2 separate regions of the Homo sapiens genome follow, and region 2 is linked to region 1. Evidence: read pairs that join two places in POLR2A ChIA-PET (ENCODE). Cell type or tissue: HepG2. All regions are shown on one strand.

What was found. ChIA-PET counts read pairs that join two places held together with the same protein. Peaks named below come from ENCODE experiments on the same cell type or tissue, not always from the same donor. Only the 100,000 strongest peaks of a DNase experiment are listed, where the experiment ranks them.
Region 2: POLR2A ChIA-PET joins it to region 1 with 6 read pairs; 3 of 35 experiments call an interaction of 5 or more read pairs at or near these places.

What each region holds. Positions count from the first base shown.
Region 1 is chr11:78,200,640-78,204,639 of GRCh38, reverse strand. It overlaps USP35 (ubiquitin specific peptidase 35), which reads right to left. Exons shown (of 11, transcript NM_020798.4): 6 at 3,832-3,990. Among named protein-coding and RNA genes, the nearest start is that of USP35, 14 kb to the right of the region's middle. In HepG2, no CTCF peak of the experiment used is centred here; a DNase peak (open chromatin) is centred at 1,729.
Region 2 is chr11:78,066,665-78,070,664 of GRCh38, reverse strand. The region is part of intron 1 of NDUFC2-KCTD14 (NDUFC2-KCTD14 readthrough); the gene reads left to right. It overlaps THRSP (thyroid hormone responsive), which reads right to left. Exons shown (of 2, transcript NM_003251.4): 2 at 2,314-3,006. It overlaps NDUFC2 (NADH:ubiquinone oxidoreductase subunit C2), which reads left to right. Exons shown (of 3, transcript NM_004549.6): 3 at 629-2,368. The coding sequence ends at 678. Among named protein-coding and RNA genes, the nearest start is that of THRSP, 4.8 kb to the right of the region's middle. In HepG2, no CTCF peak of the experiment used is centred here; no DNase peak of the experiment used is centred here.

The DNA of each region.
Region 1 (4,000 bases):
TGAATGAATAGAGGCAAAAAGGCAGACACAACCCCACATATCCGTGCACACGCAGAGAAGATGCAAAAATATCCATGCTAGGAACAAAATCAAATGCCATTATTCCCAAAGAAGGTAACTTTGTTCTCAGGAAAATAAAAACTTCAAAATAACTTAAGAACCTAATAATGTTACTAGAAACTGATGTGTGATGGCTCCCTTGGCAAGTATCACAGGTCCCAAAGAAACCGCCACAACCTGATACATCTGCCTAAGTCAGAGAACTTTCCAGAACTTATTTACAAAGGCATATGTACAAAAGGATGTACTCATAGAACCCATGCGAAATAATTTTATAAGCAGTAAAATCCTATAATTTGCTGCCTTGCCTCTCAAACTGGCTTGTACCAGGAGTGTTCGAAGCCACAGAACAAATGTGAAGCCATCTTTTCTAACATTCAAAGAAAAATAGGCCGGGCGCGGTGGCTCACGCCTGTAATCCCAGCACTTTGGGAGGCCGAGGCGGGCGGATCACGAGGTCAGGAGATCGAGACCATCCCGGCTAAAACGGTGAAACCCCGTCTCTACTAAAAATACAAAAAATTAGCCGGGCGTAGTGGCGGGCGCCTGTAGTCCCAGCTACTTGGGAGGCTGAGGCAGGAGAATGGCGTGAACCCGGGAGGCGGAGCTTGCAGTGAGCCGAGATCCCGCCACTGCACTCCAGCCTGGACGACAGAGCGAGACTCCGTCTCAAAAAAAAAAAAAAAAGAAAAGAAAAATATGGGCTGGGTACAGTGGCTCACACCTGTAATCCCAATACTTTGGGAAGTCGAGATGGCTGGATCACAAGATCAGAAGATCGAGACCATCCTGGCTAACACAGTGAAACCCCATCTCTACTAAAAATACGAAAAATTAGCCAGGCGTGGTGGCAGGCGCCTGTAGTCCCAGCTACTCAGGAGGCTGAGGCAAGAGAATGGCGTGAACCTGGGAGGCAGAGCTTGCAATGAGCCGAGATCACGCCACTGCACTCCAGCCTGGGCAACAGAGCAAGACTCTGTCTCAAAAAAAAAAAAATGTAATATTAAAACATGTAAACATGTTTATAATTACGACATACATACTTGAGTCTTTGAGATAAAGTGAGGTTGTAGACAAACTCAGAGCTCATGTCAGGCTACTTTGGGTGAGTTCCCCTCTCTGACGTCAAGTACTTGGGTGGAAACGTTCGAGAAGCCCAGATCTAGCCGAGTGGTGCAACCTAGTTTTCAAGGCACTGCTCTGCTGATTTTTCTGATCTCCCTTCCCCCTCACACATTACCACCAAACTAACCTCACATGTTCCCACTTCCATGCCTCCCCTCCGATGCATCCAGAGTGTCCTTTTTCAGTCCCCGTACAGTAAGATCAAACTCCTGTATCCCTTCTCTATGAAGCTTTCCAGGATCTTCTCAAGGCGCGGGGTTGAGAAGGCGGGGTCCTTGAGAAGGACTGTATCTGTATCATCTTATAAAGCCTAACTCCCTGCCCCTACTGGTACAGGTATGTGCAGACTCCCCTCATCCCCTGATCAGACAATCCATGGGCCCCTACTGTGCAAAGCCTGCATCTCACTCATCATGGGTTTTCCTCAGTGCCCGGGGCAGGGTCCCTCCTCTCTGCCTGCACCTTCATTACAGCATTCTCCTACAGTCCTGCTCAAACAATAACCCACTCATTTGCTCACAGACATCTACTAGGCACAAAGATCAAAAGGACAGGGTTCCTGCCCACAGAAGCTCACTGTTTCCTGTCTAGCAGGAAACAGACAGACCCAGCCACAGAATCTCCAAGCTTTCCTCCTACCTCCCTTTCGATGTAGAAACCCTTGGGCAACACACCTGACACAGGGAAGTCCTCCTCATCCACCTCCACTGTCGGGGGCTCATGACCTATCATGGCAGCCCCTTCCATTGTAAGGCAGCTTTGATTATCAAAAAGTTCTTTCTCGTGTTAAGTTTGAAAAACTGAGAAGATCCAAGTAAATAACGGAAGTTTTGTTTGTTGTATCTACCAACTGTCATTCATGCAGGATTGTTCCTTTGTGTGTTTTATAATTTTGGGACTATAAACTCATTTTCAGTAGAACTTTACCTTTATGGCCTGATTTATGTCTTTCTACCAGGTTACCCTTGGGTACTACAAGTTTATGACTATTTTTAATGTGGGGAAGGGCCACAACCCCCAAAATGATATGAATTTGAACCCCTAAATCCACATGAGAGCAGGCCACTGATTACATTTTTTTCCCCAATCCAGAGCCCAGACGAAGCCAGAAAAGTTTCCCTGATGTCTATTTAAAACCATGTGCATATTTTTTCCTAGACCATTCTTTTGCTAATGGTACAACCTTTCTTGGGTCCTGGCTTTTAGTCGGCTTCTTAGTGCTAACTCCCTGCTGGGGATAGGCCCAAAGTCTGACCTCCTGTCCCTACCAACTCAAGTCCCTTTGTGACTGAGATTGGCCATCTCAGCCACGCACTTGCCTCACTCCAGAGGAAAAAGAACATTGTTTCTCACCTACCACTCTGGAATTCAGTTATCTCTTCCTTTTTGGCCCCTGGGGACTCCCCCTTACTTTCTTGCAAGCTTAGCTATGTACTTAAAGTGATGTTTGTTATATTTTAACAAGCATTTCTAGCTGTTTTGTAGCAGGACACTTTTCAGGTTATCTCGTCTGCTGTGCTGCAGATGTAAAAGTCAGATCAAAGGTTCTGCAAGGGCCACCTACCTAGACCCCTTCACCCCACCCAACCTGCCTTCTCTATCAGGCAATGGGGAAGGCTCTGCCATCCAGACTCCAGCTACATGTCTCACTACCTCTGTGACTTTGCACAAGTCACCAAACTTCTCCAAGTCTCCTTTTCCTCATCTATGAGATTGAAATGAACCGTATCATCTTTGTAGGTTTCTTGTGAGCATCAGAAGACAAAACATACAGGAAAATAATCTCAAGTGTAGCAGTAGCCACAGATGTTAGTCACTGTCAGATCCTAGCAACCCGTCAAGCCCAGCTTGATGAGGCCTCTAAGAAACTCTTTCTTCTTAGAGGCCTCATCTGTCCTCTCTAACTGGAGAAGATCTTTCCTTCCTCTGGTTTCTCACTGCTCTCAAGCCAAACCTTGTAGACATTTTCAAAAGCTGCTCCGACCAGAGTTTCTCGTATCCAAGTCTGTCACCCTCACCAGGCTGCGATCCTCTCAATGGAGGAGACTCCGTTTGCTTCATGCCCATGCCCCCAGTTCCCAGCCTGGGCTTGGTGCAGAGCAGGACGTCAGTAAAGTCATGTGAACGACTGTAAATTATCCCTGGTCTGGAGTGCTCACAGTCTGGCAAGGGAGGCAGACAGACAGTGATAACATGTGACAGAGGGATGTACCAAGACTGTGGGAGCCCAGCGAGGCCCTAGCCCAGCCTGGTGGAGGGCATGGGAGTACTGAGAGTGATCAGGAAAGGCATCCTGAGGGAAGTAACACTAGAACAGAGACTTACAAGGTAAGCAGGAGCTGTCCAGGCAGAGCAGAGAAAGAGAACGTGTTTTAATTTCCATACTACACTGACAGAGAAGCGTTTATGGTTAGAAAGCACAGTGTGTGCAAAAGCCCAGAGCAGCCATGAGGCAGCCCAGCCTACTTGGGGAACGTGAGTGGCTCAGTGTGCTTGAGGCACATGATGGACCTGGGGAGGTGATGGGAGACAGCCAGGCACCAAATGACGGGGACTGCCACCAAGCTGTGGTATGGCCCGCTGGAAGGCCCACACTGGTACCTTTGTCAGAGTGGGGCAAGGCCCAAGTAGGGGACTGTCGCTCACCTTGATGGCCTCCATGACAGGCTCATACAGATCCGGGAAGCCCGGGAACCGGAACACCATGCAGTGGACCAGCTCCGCCAGCTGCTCCAGGCAGCTGGTCCCCGAGTTCGAGTCCTCCTTGACCAGAGAGGCCACCATGGGGGGGATGTGAGGGAGGAGCTGTGGGAGC
Region 2 (4,000 bases), 130 kb after region 1:
CATTTGGTTGTCATCACAGATTCCTCCAAAGTTATTCTTCAGTCAATGAAAGAAAATCCTTCAGTGATTACCAAGCCATAGTCAAGGACAAGAAAATAAGGAAATTCTTAGGGGTTTGTCTTAGTCCGTTTGGCCTACTATAACAAAATGCCTTAAACTGGGTAATTAAAAAAAATTTTTTAACTTTGTTTTTCTTACCACCTGTATAATTGCAGAATAGACTGGGTAATATATAAGTAATAGAAATTTATTGCTTGCAATTCTGGAGGCTGGGAAGTCCAAGATCAGGGTACCAGCACAGTTGGTGTCTGCTGAGGGCCCACTCTGCTTCATAGATGATGCCATCTTGCTGTGTCCTCACATGGTAGAAGAGGCAAACAAGGTCCCCTAAGCCGATCCCCCTCATGAGGACAGAGCCTTTGTGACCTAATCACCTCCCAAAGTCCTAACCTCTTAATATCGTTATCTTGGGGGTTACATTTCAATTTATGAACTTTGGGGGGACATGAACATTCAGACCACAGCAGGATTTCAATCATAAGATTAGTGAGTGTTAATTTTCGTTTAGGAAATACAATTTTTAAAACATATTTTTAAAATAAATCTTTTATGATCTTTCCTTTTATAGATAAGAAAACATATGGTGAAATTTTTGAAAAATTCCATCCAATACGTTGAAGTCTTCAAAATGCTTGCTCCAGTTTCACTGATACCTGCTGTTTCTGAATTTGATGGAACATGTTTCTTATGACAGTTGAAGCTTATGCTAATCTGTATGTTGACACCTTGTAATTAAAATACGTACCATGAGTACTCTGACTCTTTATTGTTGTAAGAAAAATAGTTCATCATCAGAGAATGGTCAGTTTCCATTCACCCATCTGAAAGATTTTAAGATGAGGTTGAATTCTAGTTTAGAGTTAGCAGACTACCCAAATCTGGCCCACTGCCAATAAAGTCTCATTGGAACACAGCCATGCTCATTTGTTTACATGTTGTTTATGGCGACTGCCATGCTGCAAGAGCAGAATTGAGTAGTTGTGATAGAGACCTATGGCCTGCAAAGCCTAATTAATATGTAGCCCTTTCAGAAAAGGTTTGCCTGCCCCTGTCCTAGTGCAAAGTGAATTTAGAGTGAGCCAGATTATGGAGGATTCTGTGACTCTTGCCAAATAATTTTGACTTCATCCTGTAGGTATTAAGTCATTAAGGCGTTTTAAATCATACAGTCAGGTTTGTATTTCTGAGCTGTCTATAATGAATGATATAGAAGGTGGTTTCGAAGGAGGAGACTCCAGACAAGGAAAACAGAAATCTTATGTTGCCAAGTTGTCTTTGCTCTTAGGTGGGTTATCCTGGAGAAAATGGACTCAGGAGCTAATACTGTCTACAGTGGAGCTTGGTGCAATTAGAAGCAAAAGACTGTACCTAACTGGAATGAGGTTACTTTTTATGGCTTATCAAATGCTTGTCCTGGCCCGATGCAGTGGCTCATGCCTGTAATCCCAGCACTTTGAGAGGCTGAGGCAGGGCAGATTGCATGAGCCCAGGAGTTCGAGACCAACTTGGGCAACATGGTGAAACACTGTCTCTACATAAAATACAAAAATTAGCTGGGCGTGGTGGCACGTTCCTGCAATCCCAGCTACTCATAAGGCTGAGGTGGGAGGATCTATTGAGCCCTGGAATTCGAGGATGCAATTAATTGTGGTTGTGTCACAGTTCACTGCAGCCTGGGTGACACTCCAGCCTGGGTGACAAAGGAGACCCCGTCAAAAAAAAAAGTACTTGTCCCAAAAGTTTTTGTTTCCTAGCTTAGAATTTATAATCAGATTAGGTTTTGGAGATAAAGTATATGTGGTATTTTTTTTTTTTTTTTTGAGACGACAGTCTTGCTCTGTCATCAGGCTGGAGTGCAGTGGCGCAATTTCGGCTCACTGCAACCTCCACCTCCTGGGTTCAAGCAATTCTCCTGCCTCAGCCTCCCGAGTAGCTGGGACTACAGGTGCATGCCACGACGCCCAGCTGATTTTTGTGTTTTTAGTAGAGACGGGGTTTCACCATGTTGGCCAAGATGGTCTCAATCTCTTGACCTTGTGATCCACCTGCCTTGGCCTTCCAAAGTGTTGGAATTACAGGCGTGAGCCACCGCGCCTGGTCTATATGTGATTTCAAATTAGGTGGCCTTATAAATATAAGCAGATGGTTTCTGGGCAAAATCAAATGATTTCTGTCTCTATTTTCTTGAGTACCAATTGTAAAAACTGAAATTAGGTTGAGGAAAGTGCTTTAGAAATAATAAAGATGTACAAATACAAGGCTTTGGATTTTTTATTAGTTCTGCAATAAATAATAGGTTTATAGTTCACCTGTTGTTGATCTCATCAGTGGTCGCCAAGTAAGAGGGTGAATCACTCATCCCAAGAGACTCTGCTACCTCTTAGCTCTGGAGGGTAAAAAGCAAGGGCCAGAGCAAATACATTGGGGAGAGGGGGAGAAAAAAAAAATCAGGCTATTTTAATAGCCCTCACATGCCAAGTGCTTTTGATTCATCATGTTTAGTTTTCATAAGCTTGTGAGGTAGATAATATTATCCCCATTTTATAGATGAGGGAATTTAGGCTCCAATGGGTTAAATAACTTGTACAAGTACACATACTGAATGACTGCCATGAGGAGGGATGTGAATTTTGGTCACGTGCCAACACCTACACTCTTCCTACCATACCACACTGGACAGGTAATTGTCTAGTCCCTCCTGAACCACTGGTCACCTCCCCAAGCTGTTAAGAGGAGCGAGGGGAGCAGTGAATAGCAACAGACATTCTAAAGGTGAGCCAGTGACTGGAATCCAGGAATTGGTGCTCAGGAGGTAGAGAAGCATCCCGGAGAACTGAGCCGCCTTCACTTCTGGCTGCAGGTCTAGGCCTTTCTGCTCTCATCATTGGCTAGTGAACTGCTCCGCCGACCTCATCAAAGAGTCTGTCTTCTATCATGTGAAGGGATCTGTGGAGTGAAGAAATTTTTAAAAGGCCAAGTCAGTATCAATTCAAACAACCAAGATACTGTCACATGCCCATTGAAGCAGGAAGAACAATGCTGATGTTGCTGTTGGAAAACTGGCAGTGCCTCAGCACTGTAAGGAGAATCCTAGGTTGTCAGAGCTGGAATAACTCATTTGATTTCTCTGCTATATTTTACTAACAGGGAAACAGATACAGAAAGGTAAGATAAGTTGTCTAGGGCCGGGCGTGGTGGCTCACGCCTGTAATCCCAGCACTTTGGGAGGCCAAGGTGGGTGGATCATTTGAGGTCAGGAGTTCGAGATCAGCCTGGCCAACATGGTGAAACCCTGTCTCTACTAAAAGTACAAAAATTAGCCAGGCATGGTGGCGTGAGCCTGTAATCCCAGCTACTCGGGAGGCTGAGGCAGGAGACTTGCTTGAATCTGGGAGGCAGAGGTTGTAGTGAGCCAAGGTGGCGCCACTGCACTCCAGCCTGGGTGACAAGAGCAAGACTCCATCTCAAAAAAAAAAAAAAGGTTGGGTGCGGTGGCTCACGCCTGTAATCCCAGCACTTTGGGAAGCCGAGCGGGGAGGATCACAAGGTCAGGAGATTGAGACCATCTTGGCCAACATGGTGAAACCCCATCTCTACTAAAAATACAAAAAATTAGCTGGGTGTAGTGGCGTGCACCTGTAGTCCCAACTACTCGGGTGGCTGAGGCAGGAGAATTGCTTGAATCGGGAGGTGGAGGTTGCAGTGAGCTGAGATCGCGCCACTGCACTCCAGCCTGGCAATAGGGTGAGACTCCATCTCAAAAAAAAAGTTGTCTAGGATAATACAGAAGTCAATGGAAGAGCCAGAACAAGAGCCCAGATTTTTAACTGTTGCTATACCATATTGCCTCTGAATGAAAATCAGGTTAGGGTGTGTTGAAACGTTATGGCGTAGAGTTGCTGCTCTGGCCTTTGAAGCAACTGAGTGAGTCAGAGTGTGG